Linked DNA regions of Homo sapiens: region 2 is linked to region 1. Evidence: chromatin loops called from intact Hi-C (ENCODE). Cell type or tissue: CD4-positive, alpha-beta T cell. All regions are shown on one strand. Links, peaks and the distances in the headings refer to the core of each region. The heading gives the core; the rest is flanking DNA.

Region 1 (12,100 bases), core at 4,748-7,247:
AAATATTTTGACCAATAACACAACTTTCCATACACATTGTAACTGAACTAGGTTATTTGAACCTCGGAGTGGCTTAGAGGAAGGACCTTTGGAGGAAGAGGTGGTAGCTCAAGTAATTTAGCTTCTCTCTGTGTCTGCCTCTTCTCCTCTCACCACCCATTTTCTATGTATTGTGGCTTTTGCTTTTGTGTCCCTCTTTTTTTTTTTTTTTTTTTTTTTCTGAGGTGAAGTCTTACTCTGTTGTCCAGGCTGGGGTGCAGTGGTGTGATCTTAGCTCACTGCAATCTCTGCCTCCTGTGCTCAAATTCTCCTCCCTCCTCACCCTCCTGAGTAGCTGGGACTACAGGAATGTGCCATCACACCCAACTAATTTCTTTCTTTTTTTTTTGGAGACTAGAGACTTACTCTGTCACCTAGGCTGGAGTGCAATGGCGTGATCTCGGCTCACTGCAACGTCTGCCTTCCATGTTCAAGTGATTCTCCTGCCTCAGTTTCCCAAGTAGCTGGGATTACAGGTGTGAGCTACCGCACCCGGCTAATTTTTTGTATTTTTGGTAGAGATGGGGTTTTGCCATGTTGGCCAGTCTGGTGTCGAACTCCTGGCCTCAAGTGATCTGCCTGCCCTGGCCTCCCAAAGTGCTGGGATTACAGGCATGAACTGCCACACCTGGCCTGCTTTTCCATCTTGAGATTCCTGTTTCCTCATGACTCTGGCTTCCCCTTATGGTCCTTTTGCCCTCTTTCTCCCTTATGACATTTTACCTTCTGATTTTGCCATTAATTAGCCAGAATTCTTTAGTGTCAATTGCTAGAAACCCAATTCAAAGTAGTTGAAGCAAAAGGGAAAAGAAGAAAATTTTTGGCTCATATATGAAAAATCAAAGGTAGAGCTGGACTTCAGCATGGCTAGGTCTCTGGGCCTTGATAATATTCTTGCCATCTCTCATCTATTCTTTCCACTGTGTTAACTACATCTCTGGGCAGACTTTCCCATCTTGTTGATGGGATGGTTGCTATGGCAGAGGCTCCTGGTTGCCTGACAACAGCTGTTCCCCTTTTCTTCCAATGTGGTAGAATATTTTAGTTGGCAAGATGGCCTTTCTTGCAATTAGTTGTGCTTTAGGACTAAATTCTGGCTAATCATACATGAGCAAAAATGATGTGTGTAACTTTTGGGCTGTTCCCCTAAAAGAAATTGTTGTGCTTCCCCTTCCTTTTTATTGCCTTCTGGCTGGCTGAAATGTGGTCATGGTGGTGGTAAGTGTCACCCCCCAGAGGGGGCAGAGCAACAAAATAGAAGGAGCTTGGGATTCTGAGAACTTTTGTGGAGCAGAACTACTATATCTACTTGAGCTTTTATATGAGAAAGAATTAAATTTTAATCTTGCTTTAGCCCTGTTATTTGGGCCTCTTTGTTACAGTAGCTTGATCAATATCTTAATTAATTCACTTCCCCATCCTGAGCCCATCATTGTGGTGAGAGGATAAAATCTACTGACTGGGTCAGGCCTGGGAATTAGGGTCTTATTGCAGAATCTGGGGTGAGACTACCTCACTTAAACTCTTAGGTGAGACTAGCTCATCTAAACTCTAGGACTGTACCCCAAGGAATATTGGGGTGCTATCACCAGAAAAACATGTGAAATGAGTGCTAGGCAGGCAAAAACAACACATGTCCATCACACCCTGTCAACTCCTCATTCTTCTTATGCTTGCCTGCTTAGATTCCCTAGAAAGACATTAGATTGGCCCAATTCATCTATTTCCTTTCACCAGGCCACTACTTATCTACCAGGTGACAGATAATGGCCCAATCAGCTGTGGCTATGGAGATGGGTCACCTGTGGCTACCTGTTTGGTAGCCGTGGTGGACAGAGTAGACAGCATAATTCACGTGTCTTCAGAGCCCTCTGTCTACTTGCTGTAGTGGGTGGGGTTCATGTTGAGGCCTGGGAGTAATTCAGGAAGTAGACTAGTGTTTTAGTCTGTTCGGGCGGCTATAACAAAATGCCATAAGCTGGGTGGCTTATAAACAACAGAAACTTATTCCTCGCAATTCTGGAGGCTGGGAAGTCCAAGATCAAGGCACCAACAGACTCAGTGGCTGGTAAGCGTTTACTTTGTGGTTCATAGAATGGTGCCTTGTCACTAGTCCTCACATGGTGGAAGTGGCAAAGCAGCTCTCTAGGGCCTCCTTTTTCATTTCTTGTGTGTGTGCTTTTTTTTTAAGAGATAGGGTGTATAAGGCCATTATCTCATTGCCATAAAGAAATACCTGAGACTGGGTAATTTATAAAGAAAAGAGTATAATTGGCTCATGGTTCTGCAGACCTTACAGGAAGCATGATGCTGGCATCTGCTCAGCCTCTGGGAAGGCCTCAGGAAACTTACAATCATGGCAGAAGGTGAAGGAGGAATAGGCACTTCACATGGCCAGAGCAGGAGCAACAGTTGGGGTTGGAGGTGCCACACCCTTTTAAGCAACAGATCTCATGAGAACTCACTCACTATCATGAGAAGAGTACCAAGGGAATGGTGCAAAACTATTCATGAGAAATCCACCCCTATGCTCCAATCACCTCCCACCACGTCCCACCTCCAACACTGGGGATTGCAATTCAACATGAAATTTGGGTGGGGACACATCACCAAACCACATAATTCCACCCCTGGCCCTTCCCAAATCTCATATCTTTCTCATGTTTCTAAATACAATCATGCCTTCCCCAAAGTTTTAACTCATTCCACCATTAACTCAAAAGTCCAAAGTCCAAAGTCTCATCTGAGACAAGGCAAGTCCCTTCTACCTATGAGCCTGTAAAATCAAAAACAGTTTAGTTACTTCCAAGATACAATGGGAGTACAAGCATTGAGTAAACACTCCCATTTCAAAAGGAAGAAATCAGCCAAAAGAAAGGGGCTACAGGCCCCATGCAAGTCTGAAACCCAGCAGGACAGTCATTAAATCTTTAAGCTTCAAAATAATCTCCTTTGACTCCATATCTTACATCCAGGGCATACTGGTGTTAGAAGTGGGCTCCTAAGTTCTTGGGCAGCTCTGCCCCTGTGGCTTTGCAGGGTTCAGCCCCCAAGGCTGCTCTCACAGGCTGGCCTTGAGTACCCGTGGCTTTTCCAGGTACAGGGTGCAAGCTGTCAGTGGATTTACCATTCTGAGGTTTGGAGGATGGTGGCTCTCTTTTCACAGTTCCATTAGGCAGTGCCCTAGTGGGGACTCTGTGTGTGGGTTCCAATGCCTCATTTCCCCTCCACACTGCCCTAGCAGAAGTTCTCCATGAGGCCCCTGAAGCAAGCTTCTGCCTGGGCACCCAAGCTTTCTCATACATCCTCTGAAATCTAGGTGGAGGTTTCCAAGCTTCAACTCTTGCACTCTGTGCACCTGCAGGCTTAACACCACGTGGAAGCTGCCAGAGCTTAAGGCCTGCACCCTCTGGAGCTGCAGACAAACTGTACTTGGGCCCCTTGGAGCAGAGGTTGGACCTGAGTAGCCAGTGTCCTGAGGCTGTGCAGGGGAGTGGGGTTCGTGAGCCTGGCCCATGAAACCATTCTTCCCTCCTAGACCTCAGGGCCTGTGATGGGACAAGCTGCCAGGAAGGTCTCTGAAATGCCTTCAAGGCCTTTCCCCCATTGCCTTGGCTATTAGCTCTTGGCTTGTGTGTGTTTGTGTGTGTTTGTGTGTGTGTGTGTGTGTGTGTGCAATCTCTCTAGCAAGTGGTTGCTCCACAGCCTCCTTGAATTCCTCTCTCAAAAACAAACAAACAAACCAAAAAAAAAACCTTTTCTTTCTCTGTCACATGGCCAGGCTGCAAATTTTACAAACTTTTATGCTCTGCTTCCCTTTTAAATATAAGTTCCAAGTTCAAATCTTTCCTTTGTTCCCACATCTAAGCATAGACTGTTAGAAGCAGCCAAGCCACTTGTTGCTCAACACTTTGCTGCTTAGAAATTTCTTTCTCGGCTGGTTGCAGTGGCTTACGTCTATAATCACAGCACTTTGGGAGGTTAAGGTGGGTGGATTACCTGAGGTCGGGAGTTCAAGACCAGCCTGACCAACATGGAGAAACCCCGTCTCTACTAAAAATACAAAATTAGCCGGCTGTGGTGGCACATGCCTGTAATCCCAGCTACTTGGGAGGCTGAGGCAGGAGAATTGCTTGAACCTGGGAGGCGGAGGTTGCAGTGAGCCTCACACCATTGGACTCCAGCCTGGGCAGCAAGAGCGAAACTCGGTCTCAAAAAAAAAAAAAAAGAAAAGAAAAGAAAGAAAGAAAGAAATTTCTCCAGATACCCTAGGTCATCACGTCCTCTCTCTCTCTCTCTGTTTTTGAGGCATGGTCTGGCTCTGTTGCCTGGCTGGAATTCAGTAGTGTGATCCCAGCTCACTATAGCCTCCACCTTCCAGGCTCAAGTGATCCTCCCACCTCAGACACCTGAGGAGCTGGGACTATAGGCACAAGCCACCATGCCCAGCTAATTTTTATATTTTGTGTAAAAATCGGGTTTTGTCATGTTGCCCAGGCTGGTCTTGAACTCCTGAGCTCAAGCAATTCACCCACCTCCACTTCCCAAAATGCTGGGATTATAGGCGTGAGCCATCAGGCCCAGCCCCCAGGTCGTCACTCTCAAGTTCAAACTTCCACATATCCTTAGGGCATGGACACAGTCCAGCCAAGCTTTTTGCTAAGTCATAACATGCTTGACCTTTGCTCCAATTCCCACTAAGTTTCTCATTTCCATCTGAGACCTTGTCAGCTTGGCCTTCATTGTTCATATCACTATAAGCATTTTGGTCACAACCATTTAACCAGTCTCTAAGAAGTTCTAAACTTTCCCTCATCTTCCTGTCTTCTTCTGAGGGCTCCAAACTCTTCCAACCTCTGCCTGTTACCCAGTGCCAAAGTTACTTCCACATTTTTTTTTTTTTTTGAGACAGAGTCTCACTCTGTTGCCCAGGCTGGAATGCAGAGGTGCGATCTCAATTCACTGCAACCTCCACCTCCCAGAGGCGATTCTTGTGCCTCAGCCTCCCAAGTAGCTGGGACTACAGGCATGCACCACCATGCCCAGCTCATTTTTGTATTTTTAGTAGAGACAGAGTTTCACCACGTTGGCCAGGCTGATCTCAATGTACTGACCTCAAGTGATCTGCCTATTTTGGCCTCCCAAAGTTCTGGGATTCAGGCTGCTTCCACATTTTCAGGTATCTTTGTAGCAATGCCCCACTCCTCAGTACCAATTTTCTGTATTAGGCCCTTCTTGCATTGCTATAAAGAAATACTTGAGACTGATAATTTTTTCTTTTCTTTTTTCTTTTTTTTTTTTGAGGCAGAGTCTCACTCTTGTCACCCAGGCTGGAGTGCAATGGCGTGATTTTGGCTCATTGCAACCTCCACCTCCCGGGTTCAGGCAATTCTCCTGCCTCAGCCTCCCAAGTAGCTGGGATTACGGGTGCCCACCATCACACCTGGCTATCTTTTTTTTTTTTTTTTTTTGTATTTTTAGTAGAGATGGGGTTTCACCATGTTGGCCAGGCTGGTCTCGAACTCCTGACCTTAGGTGATGAGACTGGATAATTAATAAAGAAAAGAGGTTTAATTGGCTCATGGTTCTGCAGGCTGTACAGGAAGCATGATGCTGGAATTTTCTCAACCTCTAGGGGAGCCTCAGGAAACTTACAGTCATGGCAGAAGGTAAAGGGGGAGCAGGCACATCACATGGCCAGAGCAAAAGTAAGAGAGAAAGAGGCAGGGAGGTGCCATACACTTTTAAACAACCAGATCTCATGAGAACTCACTATCATGAGAACAGCACCAAGAAGGGGATAGTGCCAAATCATTCATGAGAAATATATCCCCTTGATCCAATCAGCTCCTACCAGGCCCCACTTCCAATACTGGTGATTACAATTCAACATGAGATTTGGGGTGGGGACCCATATCCAAACTATATCATGGGGTCTTGCTATGTTGCCCAGGCTGGTCTTGAATTCCTGGGCTCAAGCAATCCTCCTGCCTCAGCCTCCCAAAATGCTGGTATTACAGGTATGAGCCACTGTGCCTGGCCAAGAGGATTCTTTTATAAGGGCACTAATCCTCATGATCTAATCATCCCCAAAGGCCCTAACTCTAATACCATCACATTGGTGATTAGGTATTCCACTTATGAATTTTGAAGAGAAACCAACATTTAGACCATAGCAACTGGGCTCTCCAGCCATGGAAAATGGGTTAGGGAAAATATGAGAACTGGCTAAGGGTATCTGTATGCTCTCAGCCCCCGTCTCCAAAAGTTGGTCTCTGCCCATGACCATCTGTGTAAAATGACACAAGGATCCTAGTTGGGTCATCTTCACTGTGCCAAAGGCAAAACAAGTTCTTTAAATTTACTGCAAACGCTCATTGGGGATGGACCAGAGTGTTTGTTAACTCCAAACACCAATAAATGCTGATAAATAATGCTATTAAAAACGTGTTATTGCTCTGACACTTTGTTATAACATCTTTCCTCTTACGTTTTCCCCATGTAACATTTACTTTAAAAGGCCCCAGCCAAAAGCCGAACGCCAATAAAACTGCACCAAGTCTCCCAGAACATCTTCATTTATGAAACAGTCAAAGACTCAGCTTCAGGGAGAAGCCAGTGAGATATTCCACTGTTTTGTAAACTTTGAAAAATCTGTAGCTCCTGTAGCTGAGGCCTAACTGCACATTGCATTTGAAATTTTGAAGCTTCAATTGCTTAAAAATATTGTAACTGCTTCTCAAACAGGAAAATTGCATTTAGATTTCCCTCTGTGTTTAACCTCAGACTGGCAAGAGATAGTCTTCAAATTTCCCCGGCAAATGAAAATCACTTTAGGATTGAGATTGCATATGGATAGTTCCTGCCATGAGAAAAAGAAATCTCCAGGAACAAATACAGTCATACCTTCTGTGCTGGGCCCATAACGTGGAGAAATAGATGATCATTTTGTCCTATAATCCACAGCATGAGGGATTTGGGACAGAGACAAGGAAAGACATTCTTGAATATGAGGTTCAGCCAGATCTGAACTGTTACTAAGGGAAATTGCAGTGTCCTGCACTCAATTTTCTTAGAGCCAGCCTCCTATAAAATTGTTCCATTCCTTTGGCACTTTCCATGTCAAAATTCCCATCTTCCCCACGGAGGCTCTAGTGCTTTCAAACTATCTCTTCTCAGTCAATCTTATAATTCATTCAAACTAAAGTGTGACAGTTTGCATTTTAAAGGGATTCAATGGGAAGAGGGCAGTGCTTTACTCAAAGGAATTAGTCAACATTGGTAAAATTATAGGCAATGACAGACGGTCTATTAGATGGAGTGTTAAACAGTGATCTACTTATAAGAGTGGTTTTACCTCTGATAAATGCATCCACTTTCCTCCCTCCCTCCCTCCCTCCCTTCCTCCCCCTCTACTTCCTCCCCTCCCCCCCTTCCTCCCTCTCTCTCTTCCTTTCATCTATTCAACAAACTTCTCTGGGGTGCCTGCTCTATTCCATTCTTTATGTTCGGTGTCGAAGTCTTGGAACAGGAACTTCCCACAACAAAGGGAACTGAGCCCAAGAAATAATAATCATAATCATAGAACTACAATTACCATTCATTGAGCGGGTGCTTACTACATGCTGGGAACTATGCTAGGAGCTTTTTCTGGATAGCATTTAATCTTCACAACAACCCAGTGAGGTAGGTAGTATTACTCCCTTTTCACAGACAAGAAAATAGAGGCACCATTCTTGGTCCAAGTTCGCACATATTAGGGTGTGTTACTGGGATACCAACACAGGCAGTCTGATTTCAGAGCTTTCTGTTCCAAGCAAGATTAGATTAAAATAAGCATATAGGGCAGGCTTTGAGGGGGCAAAGTACTTAAGGTGCTCTGGTCTACCTGAGGAGTTGTTTTAAGGGGCCGCAAGAAAAGCCAGCCTCTTGCTGAGTGTATAGGAGGCTCAGGTGAGGGGAGCCCCAGAGGGTCACCCCACTCTTGCGCACTCTCCCCCACGTCATCCCCTCCTCCTACTAGCAGATAGCAGAAGCCAGCAGCCTGGCTGTGCCCCAGGCCTGGCTCTGGTCAGGAAGAGGGGATCTTTTGTGAGTTTCTGGCCTGGTCTCCATTAACACCAATTAGCGTTTCTGCCTGCTTGGAGCTGCAGGGCCGACAGGCTTCTGTGATCCTGGTGGCTGGAGGTTCTGGCCTAGAAATGCTCAGGATGTGGGACAGAAGTCAGAGAGTCTGAGGGGAGGGACTTTGTCATTGAATGGAGAGGAAATGGGGTTTCACAGAGGCTCCCTGGGGCCCAGCAGCCTGGAGGACAGGGTTCTCTGGGGCCAAAGAGAAAGAAGAGAAAAAGACATCTAGGACTGCCTCCACCCCACCCCCGCATATCCCACTGTGTCTTGGCTAGGAAATTGGGGACTGGTTGTTGAGAGAGGAGGAGAAGTTCAAGAGTGGGCTCTGACATTCCTGGGCTTGCGCACCACTCTAGGATGAGTTCTTCTAGGAGCTTGGCTATCTAGAGTTGTGAGTGCCTTATTTCACCTTAAAGCAAGCCCAGAAAATTGGCCTCTGATTCCTCAGTAATCTAGGATTTGTGGCTGGCCATGGGTAAGCTTGAATAAATGGTATCAAATTAGCAGACTGAGTCCTTAGGAAGAGCTGGGAAGGGGACTGCCAGGAAAGCCTTGTCACCCCTTTATGAGGCTGTCTTTGGCCTTCTGGATGGATGTGGGTGAGAGATCCCTGAGTCCCTGTGGCCTGGGGAATGGCCCATGTCCACCTGCCCTAGATCTTTCTTGTCTGCGTGTTCCCTTAACTCTCCTCCCTTATCCTCTGGCTCCCTTCGTGTTGTCCCCTCCATCTGTCCTTTTTGTCCAGTTGTGGGCTTCTTCTTGTTCTTCCCTCTCCATTGAGCCTGCTTAGCCGGCCAGCCCTCCAGCAGGGGTGATCATCCGTTTTCACATTTCCAGTGCTTACTTGGACTGGACCACTCACCTTGCTCCTGCTTCTTGCAGGAGGGCTGTCTCCCATGTTGTCTGAACAGCCAGTAGCTACAGATGTCCAGGAGCTGGTGAATATCACCCTTTGCCTGGCTCCAGCTCCACCTGGTTGCCCAGATCTTCTTCAGTGACCCACCCAGGTGCCCCAGGGTTTTCCAGAACCCCATCACTATAGATTCAAGAACATCACTTCACCTTTCAAACACAGAACTTACTGCCTACCTCTCCCCTACTCGCTACTGGGGCCTTTCTGAGCAATGCATGAAGGGACGGGGAAGTGGTGTCCACAGTAGGAAGGACCCAGGCCCAAGCCAAATTTTCTCTTTTCTAACCTCTGGCCCCGCTTCTCTTCCTTGCAGTCTCCACTCTCTTCTTGGGAGCTTCTCCAAGTTTCCATGGCAACCACTACTTCCTGGCCCCAAATCCCTAGGACATGGACAATTTCAAGGTCAGACAGAGGCCTGAAGGGTGATAGAGGCCTTATATTGACTTCCCAGGCCCCTTCTCTGTTGCTGCAGGATTCCTAAACCTAGATGACAAATGATCATTTCTTTCTGTATTGAAAAAAAGAAATTCACCATCTCCAAAGCCTCTCTTATGAGAGGCAGGTACTGCTGCCCCCTCTTCCTTTCTAAGTCTCTTCTCTCTACTTCTTGGCCTTATCTGAGCTTAGGCTAAAGCCCCAGGATACACCCCAGTCAGAAAGAGGCTCAGGCCCAGTTGGGCAGGGCATGCTATGGCCATGAAACAGATACCTCATCAGCTTTCACTACGTTGTCTACTTCGGGTCCCCTGGGCTGTGGGAGGCATGGGAGAGGGGCAGGGGACATTGCTGTGCTCTGTGGCAGGACCTGAGAAAGGTGCTTAGATGCCTATATACTAAGGTGTTTTTCTGCAGCCTGGACAACCTGTGAGGTTTTCCTGTCTGCCTTTTGAGTTGAGATCGGATGTCCTGGGCTCTGACTGCACATCAGCCACTAATATTAATGCAGATGGAATCGGAGCATTTAGACAAATACGTAGCTCCCATTTCCTGAATAGTTAGTGAGAGTCACTCAAGCATCATAACCTTGATGGAGAGAGCTACAATTATCCCCATTTTACAGATGAGGAAATGCAGGCTCAGAGTGGTTGAGTACTTGCCCAAGAACAAACAGCAAGAATGGCGTGGAGCTGGGATTTGAATCCAAATGTCCAGAGCTCCTGCTCTTAAATGTTGCAAAATACTTCATAGGCAGGACTCTTGCCACTTCCCGCAGCTCAACTCAGTGCTTTAGCTGGGTGTTGTCACCACTGGGGCTCTGAGGCCAGAAAGCTAGAGTCATGAGAGGCCAGGAGCTCTAAGGCCTGTCTCAAGGGACCTGCTAGTGTCAGGGCTCTGGGGCTGGGAAGGAGCTTTGAGAGGCTTTCTCTCCACCTGATGGCCACCCATACCCACCCTGTCATTGGGGGCTGACAGGAGCTGCTTTGCCAACAAAGGTGTCCCTGAAGCTTTCTGCGAGCTCGTCACATACCTCTCCCAGGCAGGGAGTCACTGGGCTTGACTCTGCCTTTCTAGCAGGTGCTGCTGCCACTCAGGGCTTCCTGAGGAGGAGGAGTCCTCCCAGGGCCTGCCTCATGCTCCCATAGCTTGAGATACACAGTCAGCATGTTCCTGCCTTCCCCCCAGCCCTTTGAAGCTGGGGTCACTAAGCTCTGGAGAAATAGCTCCCCACACCTAGCAGATAGAGCCTGGACTACCCGGTGTTGTGACAAGCTGGAGAACCTCCAACTGGCACTGAGGCCCTCTGTCATCTAGATCTCCCTTCCTTACACAGCTGCTAGCATGGGTTCCTTCCATCAGACTGGTCCCATGAACTGGCCCCTGGGCCTTTGCTGTACATGTTGATTTCATGCCTCTCCTTTTCTCTCCCCTTCTCCCCTCTCTCTTCTCTGTTTGTCCAAATCCTGCCCACATAGGAAGGTTGAGCTCCACTCTCACCTCCCCCAGGGAGCCTCTCTGGACTACTCCAGCCTACAATAAGAGCTCCTTCCTCTGAGCTTTCACAGCTCACAGAATATAACTAAATTCTATGGTATCTCTCATCATATATTAGTCTTGTTTTTCCAATTAGTCCATCAGTCCCTTGAGGGCAGGAGACCACAGGTGACCCCTTTTTGCCTCTCCCAGTGCACTTAGAGAAGGGTTGGGCTTTCTTGGAACTCATCCATGACTGGTTGGCTAATTGGAATCTGCTGAACTCTATTCAGGGCCTGGCATGTATGTGTACACTGTATATAGATTTCATGTGTCTGTGTGTACCCTTGATTTACATGTTTGCACACATATGTAAGGTATCTGTGCTCATGCATGTGAATTATGGTTCATGTATGGCACTATGTGAATAAATGGTTTAATTAATTCAACAGGCATTTATTGAGATCCTGTCACAGCTGGGCACTGTGCCAGGTGCTGGGGATATGATGGTGAGTAAGAAATGGACAGCCCTAGCCCCTCAGAGCTGGGAAGAGAGACCATTAAAGAAGTGATAATAATAAGTGAGCTAAGTGCCATGATGGGGGAGCACATGCCAGAGGCCCTGACTTTAACCAGTCTAGGGAGACAGATCAGGGAAGAACTCATGGAGAAAGGAAAAGTTGGCAAAGACTTAGTCTGTTGAGGGTTAAATTGTGTCCCACTCCCTCCAAAATATATTCAAGTCCTAACTCCCAGTACCTGTCAATGTGACCTTATATAGAAATAGGGTCTTTGCAGATGTCATCAAGTTAAGATGAAGTCACACTGGATTAGTGTGCACCCTAATTGAAAGACTCTGGTGTCCTTCTAAGAAGAGGGGACACAGACACAGACACAGGAAGAATGCTATGTGACCACAGAGGTAAGATTGGGGTGATGTGTCTACAAACCAAGGATTGCAGCCACCGGAAGCTCTTGAGGGCGGGAGACCACAATTGACTGCCTTTTGCCCCTCCTAGTGCACTCAGACAAGGGTAAGAACCTTTCTGGCACTCAGAGAGAGACATGGAACAGATTTTCTCTCTGAGCCTCCAGGAAGTAACCAAT
Region 2 (12,100 bases), core at 3,197-5,696, 50 kb after region 1:
TCTCCCCGGCTGCACCTAATGGCAGGCCTCTGCTCCCAGTACTCACTTTGCTGCTTCTAGCCCTCACCTCTCAGTCCTGAGGCTTCCCCATCTCTCCTTTCCCTGTGCAGTTTTGAGTTGCCAGAGGTCCTCCCTATTTAGGACATTCCCCTTAGAGATCCTCTTATCACTGTGGTCTGGCCCTGCAGGTGGTTCTGTGTTTCAGGGTTGACCCTGTAGAACTGTCTGTCTGGTCCAGAAAGAAGAGCCCAAGTTCCCCCTTGCCCTGGTCTGGTTGATCAGCAGTTCTCACCTGAGGTTCAGAACAGCTCCTGAACCTGGGTCTGTGAGCAGGGTGTTCTGCTGGTGAGCATCAGAACAGGGATGGAGCCTTCAACAGTCATTAAGGCTGGCTGATGACTTCACAGGGAGTCCCAATAAGTGCCAGGGGCCAGTGTGTGTCCAGGCCACAGATGGCACATAGTCACCCAGAGGCCAAACTCACCTGCTGCTTCCCCTCCCCCGGACCCTGCAGCCTATGTCTGCATCCACCGGGTCCTGAAGAGAACCACTATGACCCTTTGGTTTTGGGGGAGAGGAGAGCAATTTCAAATAAACGATAACAATAATAATATAGGTAAAAGCTTTCGCTCATTGATTGCTCACTCTGCTAGGCTATGAGAAAGCTGGACATTTTAAACTCAAAATCTCCCTGACCATCTGAGGTGGACACTGTTTTTATACCCACATCACAGAGAAGAAAAAGGCTCATAAGTCCCCTTCATCACACCCAATGCCCCCTTCTCTCCTTCACAGAGAAGAAAACTGAGGCTCAACAAGGTCAAGTCACGTGCCTGGATTCATAACAGGGCCCATTTTCCTCCACAGCTTGCACTTTTAGCCCCTGCAGGCCCTAGGCAGCCCCTACAGTCAGTCTCCTCTGGTGGGACCCTGGGAGGTGTGAGTGGGGCAGGGATGGGTCCCGAACATTCCAGGAAGACGCTCATTCCAAGCTACAGCTTTGGGAGGGCTGGGTGCCTGTCGCTCCTCCCCCAAGGCATGGGACAACCTCCAGGGCACAAGAAGCACGACCAGTCCCACAGGGCCTGAAGATCCCCCCTGCCTCCATCAACACCCTCAAGAAGCTGCTAATTGTTTGCACTTGTAGCCAATGGAGGGCAGGTGACCTAAATGTAGGCCACTTTTCTGGGCTGTAGGTAGAAACCCGGGGTGAGAGTGAGGGGCTGTCCAGGGTCCATTCCTGCTTTATCAGCCTTGCCCTACAAGCTGCGGGACCCCTGCCAGCCTGTGGAAGTGCACCAAGACCCTCTCCACGTGCCTCCGTGTGGGTGCGCTGGGCTGCTGTGTTCCTGAGGCACCGGTGGGTGCGTGACGATGGCAGCTCCCACCCAGCAGAGCCGCGAACAGAAGGGGAGAGCTGCCGGCAGCTTTAAATAGCTCCTCACTGTATCTCACTTGCTGAAGTCCCATCCCCCCCTCCAATACTGGCTGTCCCAGGGAGGGGCTGTGAGCCCCAGAAATGAGGCCAAGACAGAGGGGCTCAGCCCCCAACTCAGAAACACCTACCAAGCAACACCTGCTCAGCGCTATGCCTGAGACACAGCCCACTTTTTTCCTCGGGGGCAGGAGGATCCAGGAAATCTCTTAGGGATTGTGGGTTGTCAAGAGACAGGTTTCCCTGGGCCTGCATCTTGGCTGGAAAGATGTAGCAGGCAGGTTTGTATTCAAGCCTTCCCCTAAAGGGGACACACTGGTCACCCTGCTAGCCCAGGTACGGCCCTAGCCCTTCTGACACTGAGAAGCAGCTCACTACCTGCTGCCCCCAAGAGCAGTCAGTGGCAGCCCCCTTGGTCATCAGCTCACCTCCTCACCCTGGCCCGCATCTCTATGCACAGTTCTTCCACGATCTGACCCTCCACATTCATTTCTCATCACTCTCCCCAAGCTACTTACCTCACTTGAGGTCCTTCTTGCTGTTTCTCAAACATGTCCAGCTCATTCCCACCTCAGAACCTTTGCACTTGCCGTGCCCTCTGCCTGGAATGCTCTTCTGTGGCTTCTCCCATGGTTGGAGCAAGAGCCACACTGTGATTTGTGTGGGTCCTAGGCACTTGCCTTTGTGGGTCCCTTCCTTCATGAAAATATATACAAATTATATTTTAGTACTGCATTGGTATAAGCATGGTTATGTTAAAGAAACTATTTTGGCTGGGCGCGGTGGCTCATGCCTGTAATCCTAGCACTTTGGGAGGCTGAGGCTGGCAGATTACCTGAGCTCAGGAGTTCAAGACCAGCCTGGGCAACATGGCAAAACCCCGTCTCTACTAAAAATACAAAAAATTAGCTGGGTGTGGAGGTGTGTGCCTGTAATCTTAGCTACTCGGGAAGCCAAGGCACGAGAATTGCTGGAATCTGGGAGATGGAGGTTACAGTGAGCCGAGATCACGCCATTGCACTCCAGCATGGGTGACAGAACGAGACTCTCAAAAAAAAAAAAAAAAAAGAAAGAAACTATTTTAACCTATAGTTTCTTTAACCTAAAAGTTCATTGTTTTCTTCTGATTTTAAAAGAAATTAAAATATTTTGAGGGCCCCTAAAAGTATTGTGGGCACTGTGCTACTGTCCTTAATGGAGAAGTGGGCCCTGGTTGGATCCTTCTCATAATTTAGGCCTCAGTTTAAATGTCACCTACTCCAGGGTTCCCTAACCCCCAGGCCACAGACCGGTACCACCTGAACTCTGCCTCCTGTCAGAGAATGCTTTAGATTCTCATAGGAGCGTGAACCCTATTGTGAACTGCGCATGCAAGGGGTCTAGGTTGCGTACTCCTTATGATAATCTAATGCCTAATGATCTGAGGTGGAACAGTTTCATCCTGAAACCATCACCACCACTGCGACCCCCACCCGGGGTCCATGGAAAAATTGCCTTCCATGAAACTGGTCCCTGGTGCCAAAAAGGTTGGAGACCACTGACCTACTCCAAAAGGCCTTCCTTGAAGCCTGCATTTAAAATATCTTCTGGCCGAGCATCGTGGCTCGTGCCTATAATCCCAGCACTTTGGAGGCCAAGGCAGGAAGATCACTTGAGCCCAGGAGCTCGAGATCAGCCTAGGCAACATAGTGAGACCCCATCCCTACAAAATATTCTTTAAAAAATAGCTGGACATGGTGGCTTGCTCCTGTAGTCCCAGCTACAGACTGAGGTGGGAGGATCACTTGAGCCCATGAGTTTGAGGCTGTAGTGAGCTACGATTCCCACCTCTGCACTCCAGCCCTAGTCTGGGCAACAGAGTGAGACCCTGTCTCAAAGATAAAATATATCCCATATCCACTTGCTGGCCCATTACCCCAATTTAGTTCCTTCACAGAATTTACACCATCTGACAATAACTTATTTATCTGTTTATTTGTTCCATGTCTCCTGTAACTAGAATGTAAGCTCTATGAGGGCAGGGACTTTGTCTTTCCACTGCTGAATAACCTGTGCCACCAGCAACAAGGTCTATAAAATTGGTGAAAGAATAGCCTGAATTACTTGACCAGAATATAGAGTCCCTCCTCTCAGCCACTCTAACATCTGTGCTCTTCCTTATTGGGCCCCCTCACACTTTACTAGGGTGGAAGGAAGAAAGGAATTCATGCACAGGCCTCAGACACAATCCACTTGTCCTCTCAGAACCTCAGTTTCTTCATCTGGAAAATGGGAATAGTGCTGACCCATTCTGAGAATGCAACAAGACAGCATACGTAAAGCAAAAGACCAGCCCACTGAGAGGGTGCAGTAAATTCAAGTTTCTTTTCCCCCTTCTCACTGTCCACCTCGGAGATTGTTCTTGGCTAAGGCAAAGAAACCTCAAGGCCTTGAGTCCCAAATACCTTGAAACACAGTAGGTGCTCAATAAACATTTGCTGGTTGCTGGTTGACCACGTCCGTCCTTCCCCTTCCAGCAAAATCTTAAACAATAGCCCAGTGGAAATTCACAACATCGTCTCCTCTTGCTCTCTTTCTACAAATATTTACAGAGCCCCTACTATATAACAGGCACCATGCTGGGCTCTGTGGAATCAATAATAAGTAGAAAGAATATATGGTTTCTGTCCTTCCTAGAGCTGGGTCCCTTAGTCTGGTCTAGACAGACATTAATCAAATAACCACTTCCATGGAACTATAATTGTGCTAAACACACCACAGAAGAGGCTCACCTGGCTGTGAGAACACATGATGGGAGAATTTGACCAGAACAGAAAGGTTGGGGACAGCGTCCCTGAAGAAACAATGACTGATCTGAGGTCTCTAAACGAGTTGGAGTTCATTAGGCAAGGAGCCTAACTGGACAGTAGGAGCATTCCAGGCAGTGGGAACAGTATGTGCAAATGCCCTGTGGCCAAAGCTATGCTAGACAATGAGATGGACTGGAGGGAGACATAGGTGGCCATGTGATGTAAGATGGGCTATGACGGTGGGCAGTGGCTGCACTGGGTAAGACACTATATCATTTTCTCTTTGTCTGCAGGTTCCTCAAAGGATTTTAAGTCATATGATTAGGTTTGTATTTTGAAAAAATTACTCTGGCTGCCTACAAAATAAAGATTTACAATTTATTTATAGATTTATAATTTATAAGAAAAAGATTCCACAGTCCTACTAGAAGAGGAATGGCAAATATATGCCATACTTGTCACAATTCCCTATTCTCATGCCCAGAGCAGACAGCACTAATCAATTACAGCAGAGGTTCTCAAAGTGTGGGCCTCAGACCAGCAGCATCAGCATCACCTGAGAATTTCTTAGGAATGCAAATCATCAGACTTCACACCAGACCCCTTGAATGGGAAACTCTAGGGGTAAAAGCCAGCAATCTGTGGCTTAACAAGTCCTCCAGGTGATTCTGATGCACATTGGAGTTTGAGAAGCACTGGACTATTGTATAACACTTTCCTATGAAGCCCCGTGCAGCATCAAAAACCTCAACACAGCACTCTAGGCCATCACTACTAATAGAGGCTACTTACACAGAGTGCTGGGCTGGGGCTCCTCAGAGAGGGCTGCACAGACCTAGGTCTGGAATTTGAGAAGCTAAGACCCTGACAAAGACCTAAATTTGGGCCAACAGCCAAGTGTGCCAGGAAAGAGAGCTCTGGACCGAGTCTGGAGATCAGGCCTCAAGCCCCTGCTCAGCCCCCTGCTCAGTGGCAGCACAACCTTAGGAGCCTCTTCTCCCTTCCAGGTCTCAGTTTCCCCATCTGTGCATTGAAGAAAATTTCTCTGTGCAGCGGCCCATTCTCCTGCAGCCTCCAAGCCAGGGTGAAGCAGATGCACGTGCAGTCCCCGGGGAAAACCCCTATAAATCTGCCTTCCCACAGGGGAGTGGAGCAGGGAGCACAGCAGTAACAGAGATGTTGCCCAGAGCTTGCAAGAGGCACACATGACTCAGCCCTGCAAGGAGGCATCCATCACCCTGGGCAGCCAGCGAGGCGGCAGGAGAACCACGGGAGGGACCGTGTGGGAGTGAGGGAGTGAGGGAAGGAGGAGGCGGGGCTCTTAGCCCCGTTTGCTCTACCACTTTCCCAGACCCGGGACCCATTAACAGACAAGAGGACTCTAAGCGCAGAGACAGGGGAAACCTGAGATAAAGAGTTGGGATGAGGGGCAAGGAGTCCAATTCTATGAAACCATTCAGGATGCAAAAAATGTGGCCCTGAACTACTTACAAATCTCAGGATTTGTAAGTAGTTCCTCAGATTACTTGTGAAGTTCAAGCCCATGCCCCTTCCCTCAGGTTAGCCTAGGGTGGGAGAGGCCCCCGTGACCCCTCCTCCCTAAGCAGGGAGCCCCCACTCCCTAGTGACTTCCCTCCAGCCAGCTTCCCTACAGACTCCCCTGGGATCGCACAAATCCTGAGACTACTCACAAGAATGCCTCCTCCACATCCACACTCATCTGGCTTCTTCTCAGCTCACATGTCACAGCCCAAATGTCACTTTACCAGAAAGGCCTTCCCTGATGAGCCATCTATCCCCCACCTGCCCGTGACCTTTTCATTGTCCTCATAGCTCAGATCACTCTTTGGAATCCCCCACTGATTTGCTTCCGGGCCTATGGTCATCTCCAGCATCCTCCTGGGATGGAAGCTCCCTGAGGGCAGGGGCCTCCCTGTCGTATTCTATCACCTGCCCGTAGAACAGCATTTGGCACAGAGTGGGTGCTCCACAGAGCTCCCACTTACCATGTGCCAAGAACTATTTGAGTTGATTTGCATACATTATTTTATCATGTCCCAACAATCTTGGAAATAGAAGGTATGATTATTTATCATTTTTCAGATGGAAACACTGAAGACAGAAAGATAAGTGATTTGCTAAAGGTCACACAACCAGGAAGTGGTAGAGTCCCTGTTTGGGCCTAAATCTGTCTGACCTCAAAGCTCAGAACATTTGGAATGTAGGAGCAAAGGGGCTATTAGAAATCTTGCAGAGGGCCGAGGGGGTAGTGTTGACCCAAACCTCCCAAGTTACTGCTAAGGAAGCATCAGCCCAGAACCAGGAGGTCCCTTCTAAAGCTGTTGTTACTTAATTTAGGATTTCTAAAGGGAAGTCCTGCTTTAACCAGCTGCTGTCCAACTTCTGGAATTTGTTACCCCCAAGGGGTCTTCACAAGCTGAAAATAGAATGGAGTTCAGAAAGGGTTGCACAAAATTAATGGATGACAGGACCCCAGTGGTAATTAAAGGAAGCAAGAGATGCTGGGGGTTTGGGCCTAGACGTTTGAGGTCAGCATCATGCTGGGGACTGCCACGGTCTCCCCCCAAATGGGTCCCAGGTGCCCCAGCAGAGTGAGCCAAGCCGCAGGCTGGGAAGCAGGGGGGAGGTGAATGATGTCAACGTCCCCACCCACTCTCTGGCAGGATTTGGCCGCCTGGCTGCTTCCTCCTCACATCCCCAGGCCCAGCTGGGCTGTCAGGGGTTGCTGACTCACTCACCTGGCCAAGATGGCCAATTTGCACATGTTCTCAATATTTTCTTTGCTAATTTTTAAAAATAAAATGCTATTTTTGCAAAGTCTTCATTACTTCCTAATTATTCATACTCCTTCCACTTTTTTGTCTTGTTAAATACAAAACTCAATAATCAGCTCACTTTTCTAAGATTACTTGTGAAGTTCAAGCCCATGCCCCTTCCCTCAGGTTAGCCTAGGGTGGGAGAGGCCCCCATCACCCCTCCTCCCGAAGCATGGAGCCCCCACTCCCTAGTGACTTCCCTCCCGCCAGCTTCCCTACAGACTCCCCTGAGATTGCACTGCTTTATTCGACTGTCCTGGCATCCCCACCTCTCCTTATCTTCCCCTCTCCATCCAGAGCTTCTCCCTCTGTGCTCTCTTCACCCACCCCTCCCTTCTCCCTCCCTTCCTTCCTTCTATCAGTCTATCCACCCTCCTGTGGCCTCCCCCTCTACCTAACCAAATTATTCATCCTCCTCCTCCACCGGCCCCCTCCTTCCCCAGACTCCTTTCCTCCCCTATCCTTTACCCTCCCCTCCCCTCCCCTCCCCAACGCAGCACCTTCACACCTGGGAGCTACCCTCAGAGCCTGAAGGGTCTCTCTCACCCTACCCACCTCCTCCTGAAATATCATCCGCAGGCCTCAGTGATGCTGCACTGCTGGCTGCTCCAGCAGGTGGGTGCTGCGGTTCTCTCCGCTGATAATTCATTCCCCCTAGCCCTGCATAATCCTCCTTAAATCAGTTAATCCCTGAAAACTCACTTCTTCAGGCCCAAGAGCAGCAAGGAGGAGCGGGACGGGTCCCTAGGACTATAAATCCCTAGAGTACTGGGGCCAGGATGCAGTCCCTCTTTCAGCCACGCTGGAGTGTCAGGGATGAGACTAGCAGCTCCCCGCAGATCCTGCTGACAGGCCAACTTTATGGAAGCCTTGGCAGGGACAGCAGCCCCCTCTTATCCCAGGTAGTGGAGTCTTGTGGCCACCAAGGGGTAGGTGGATATGATGGGGGAGTTGCTGCTGGACCTGAGCCCCTTCTTCCAAATAACAGGCACCCCTGGGCTCTCTGGCAGGGGCCTGATTTCTGCCTGGGCTTTTGCTGCTGCAGTTTCCAATGCTCAGACACCCGCATGTGTGTCCACGTGGCCATGTTCACATGGCACATGCATCCACCTCACACATCTCTACACACTGTATACATCAGAACAGGGCTTCTCAAATTTGGGTGCACCAGAATCACCTAGAAATCCTATTTGAGTGCTAAGCCCCACTTCTTGGGTTTCTGATTCAGTAGGTTTGGGGAGGGGCCTGAAAATGTGCATTTCAAGCACATCAAGTGCTGCTGATGCTGCTGGCCCGAGTACTACACTCTGAGAACCACTGCTCTAGAGATGCCCACATGTGCATACACACAAGAGTACACGTTCATGCACAGAAGGTTTTGCAAAATGAGGAGTGAAGCTACTAGGAAGAACTGAAGCTGTGAGCTCAGTTTGGGGATTACTCAGCCTAAGAACACAAACTCGCAATATCATTTTCTCTCTCGGTCTCTGATTCTTGCTACTTCTCCACGGTCTCTGCATTTCTGTGTATCTCTTTCTCGGTCCCCCCGTCGCCCAACTCCCTGCAGCCTCCAGGTGTCCTCCCAGCCCCTTTGCACACATGAGCTCATCCATCTCCATCACCCAGCAAGTGAGTGGCAGGCAGGTGAGAGAGGAAGAATACAGAAGAACAGGCTCAGCTCCCCGCCAACAGGGAGCTCGCTCACCAAGAGAACACAGCCAATTATTCCCCCCGTTCTGGGGGATAATCATTAATGCCACAGGAAATTCTAAACAAATGATTAAATCATTACTGGGGAAGACGCAGCAAGCCTGTGCCACCATTAAGCCTCCCTTGTACTGTTGGTTTTCAGAGAGCTTACCTGGGAAGTGGGGAAGAAAGGGGCAGATGGGCATCATCACAGCCCTGCAGCATCACCAGCAGCCAGTCTGCCAGGGGCCAGCCCTAGAACCACCTTCCCCTCTCTAAGCTGCACACCCAGCAACTGTCTGAGAGCCCCTCTTGCCCTACCCATGATGAAGACTCTGTTCCTGCAGCCCTTCATGATCTCATGCCTCCTGATGAATCCATTTATTCAGTTGACAAACATTTACTGAGCACCTACTATGTGCGAGGCCATAGTCTAGGGACTGGGGATAAAATGGAGAACAAGACAGATGAGGTCCCCGTCCTTGTGGAGCTCACAATCTAGTGGGGAAGGCAGATCATAAAAGTAAATAAGAAAACAACTAACAAATGTGGCAAGTGCTCAGGAGGAAACAAACAGGAGACTCAGTGTTTTGAGTGGAGTGTATACTTAGAGGATCTCGGAGTCCCCCTACACTCTAACAAACAGCCTGGCAGACCATACCCATCTCTTGGGCCTGCGGATCATGTTTTATACGAACATCTGCAATGTCTGAGCATCCCTCTTCTTATCCTGAATCCCCAATATGCTATCTTTGGAAAGATAACAAATATCTATCTATAACAGCCACTGTTTTTTAGCACTTACTATGTGCCAGGCATTGCACAAAGCAATTTATGGTCATTACATCATTTCATCTGCAGAATAATAATAACATTACGAGGTGGGTGTTTTTTAATCCCCATTTTACAGATGAGGAAATGAAGACCTGGAACATTTGAGCCATTTGGCCAGGTCCTACAACGGGCAACTGAGGGTTCAACTGATGTCTGAGTCCTGAGCTGGGACATTTCACCCCTACCTTGTCCTAACTCCCAAGAGAAACATGACAGGGCTGTGTGAGCTTCTCAAGATCTATTTCAGGGCTAAGAGGTGCAGCTGGGTCCCTGTAGAGATGGGGCTGCATTAGTGTTGTCCAGCCACGGCTGGTTACTGGCTACTAAAATATAGTAAGTCCAAGTCTCCAAAATGCAGCCCAGAGAGGAAAGCGACTTGATATGGCCAGGGCAGGGTCCCACTCACTTGGGGACCCTAGGCCAGTCCCCTTTGACTTCCCCAGCCTGTGGGTCTCTGTAAAACCCAGAGAGACCATCAGCCCTATCTCCTGGCTGCCCCTCAGGACCCTGTAGCCTCCAGAGGGCTCCTCTAAGTGTCCCCACATGCCCTCCACCTCCTGCCCCTGTGGCCAGGCCACACTCCCTAGGGCCAGTGGGGCAGCCTGAGGCAGACAAGACCAGAGCCTGGGTCTGCGGTGACTAATCGGCTGGTGCTTAGGAGGCCATGGTGAATTATTCACACAGATTCTGTGAATTATTCACGTTGTTATTATTTATTTTTCAGAGGCGCCTGCGGCAGAGCCTCCAGGCCCATGTTCAAAGGATGATATAACTCCTGACTCCTGATCGCCTTTGTCTGTGGAAAAGGAGTCAGGCCTCTCTCCAGTCTCACCTGGGAGTCCCAGGGAGCAGGCTGAGGGCAGGGGGCTGCTGCCTTGGGGCAGGCTCCTGCAGGGCCCCAATCCTAACACCAATTAAGAAGTAATAGTCACCACTTACTGAGTCTTCGCTGTGCCCCAGCACTGTACTCCCCATTGACAGGCTCGAGTGAATGTCACAACTACCGTGCGAACAATACTGCCAACCCCATTTTACCGATGCTGGGATTGAGGCTCAGAGATGCTGTGGCCCTTGTTCAGGGCCGCCAGTTAATAACTGGGATGCAGGCCCATGTCAGTGGACTGTAAAGCCAGCAGCAGCCACATTGCATGTGTCAGTCAACATTGCACCTGACACAGTCCTACGGAATCCCTTTGCTGCCCCAACTTGCCCACCCCCACCTGCAAATCATGCTGAGGGCAGGCCACGCCCAGTGCCGCCAATGCTGTCAGACGAGCCAGCTCCTCATCTCCATGGCGACAGGATTCTCAGCAGCCAGAGCTGAGCTGGATCTGCCTCTGAGGAGTGGAGGTGGCCTTTGCCCATGGAGCCCCCCAGGTGTCTCAGACTCTTAGCAAGTGTGATTCAAGGGCTCCCCTAGGTGCCCCACAGCTTCACAGAGCTCCCCTGCCTTCCCCCAGACACACACACAGCCCCACTCCTCCCTCACAGAGCTCTGATGGAAGAAGCCATCCCCAGCCTCCGTTCTGCGCTCCTTCCCATGACTCGCCTGCTGTCTAACCTCCATCCCCCTGGCTGCAGCTTCCTCTCCTCTCAGAATCTTCCTTCCTTTGCCCTCATAGCTGCCATCTGGAGGAGACGAGATGGACATGTGGGCTCAGCCCTGGGAAGGCCCTGAGGGCCCCTTATCAAGGTGACCACAGTCTCACAGAGATACCTTCCTATGGGAGGGTGCCTTTGTCTTCCTGTCACCACATTCATTCATTCATTCATTCATTCATTCAATAAATGCCTACTGGGTGCCCTTATTCAATAAATACCTACTATGTGCCAGGCATTGTTCCAAGGGCTAGGGAAGTGGACAGCAGCAGCAGGGCTACCTTGTTAGGGCCCCTCCCATCCCATAGGAGCCTGGGCCTGCCTCCCAGCACCTGTCTATCCTAGCATAAGCAAAATCACAGGCAAACTGGATTTGAGCCTGACTCTTCCAGTCCCTGACTCTGGGTCACCTTGAGCTAGCCGCTCCTCCTCTCTGCCTTTCCCCTTTTTAAAATAAGGGAGTGAGACCAGAATCTGCTTTCTAAGGACCCGCCAGGCCTGCTTTTCTCAGGTGTCAGTAACTCAATAACTGGAACAACATAATCATTTCCATCCTACAGCTGTGAAAGTCAGAGCGTTGCACGTGCTTCATCTCAGGTGGACTTAATAACTGTCCCTCTCTTCCCAGCTCTGTGCATTTTAAAGAGGAGTCTGGGGATGTCTCTGCTGCTAATGGTGGATTTCAGTTGCCAGAGAGGAAAGAAAACAAACATTTGCAGGATGCTTGTGCTTTCCTTGCAAATGTTCTTTATTAATCTTTGCAGAGGTAGAGTCCACTATCCCCGTTTTACAGGCAAGGAAACTGGGATTCAGGCCACACAACCGGTAAGTAACAGGGCTGGGATTTGAACCCAGGCCCAAGACAACACATGCTCTTGCTGCTGTACCCGGCTGACTGAGCTGGGCCCTGGGGATGG

Evidence for each region. Hi-C counts contacts between places; a loop is a spot of excess contacts. Peaks named below come from ENCODE experiments on the same cell type or tissue, not always from the same donor. Only the 100,000 strongest peaks of a DNase experiment are listed, where the experiment ranks them.
Region 2: it touches region 1 in a loop (2.1-fold over the local background); 3 of 110 quality-filtered maps call a loop at or near these places.

What each region holds. Positions count from the first base shown.
Region 1 is chr5:141,721,431-141,733,530 of GRCh38, forward strand. No RefSeq gene overlaps it. Among named protein-coding and RNA genes, the nearest start is that of ARAP3, 45 kb to the left of the region's middle. In CD4-positive, alpha-beta T cell, for the core only: no CTCF peak of the experiment used is centred there; no DNase peak of the experiment used is centred there.
Region 2 is chr5:141,772,957-141,785,056 of GRCh38, forward strand. LOC124901094 (a long non-coding RNA gene) reads right to left here and starts at 2,265. Exons shown (of 2, transcript XR_007058975.1): 1 at 1,954-2,265. In CD4-positive, alpha-beta T cell, for the core only: no CTCF peak of the experiment used is centred there; no DNase peak of the experiment used is centred there.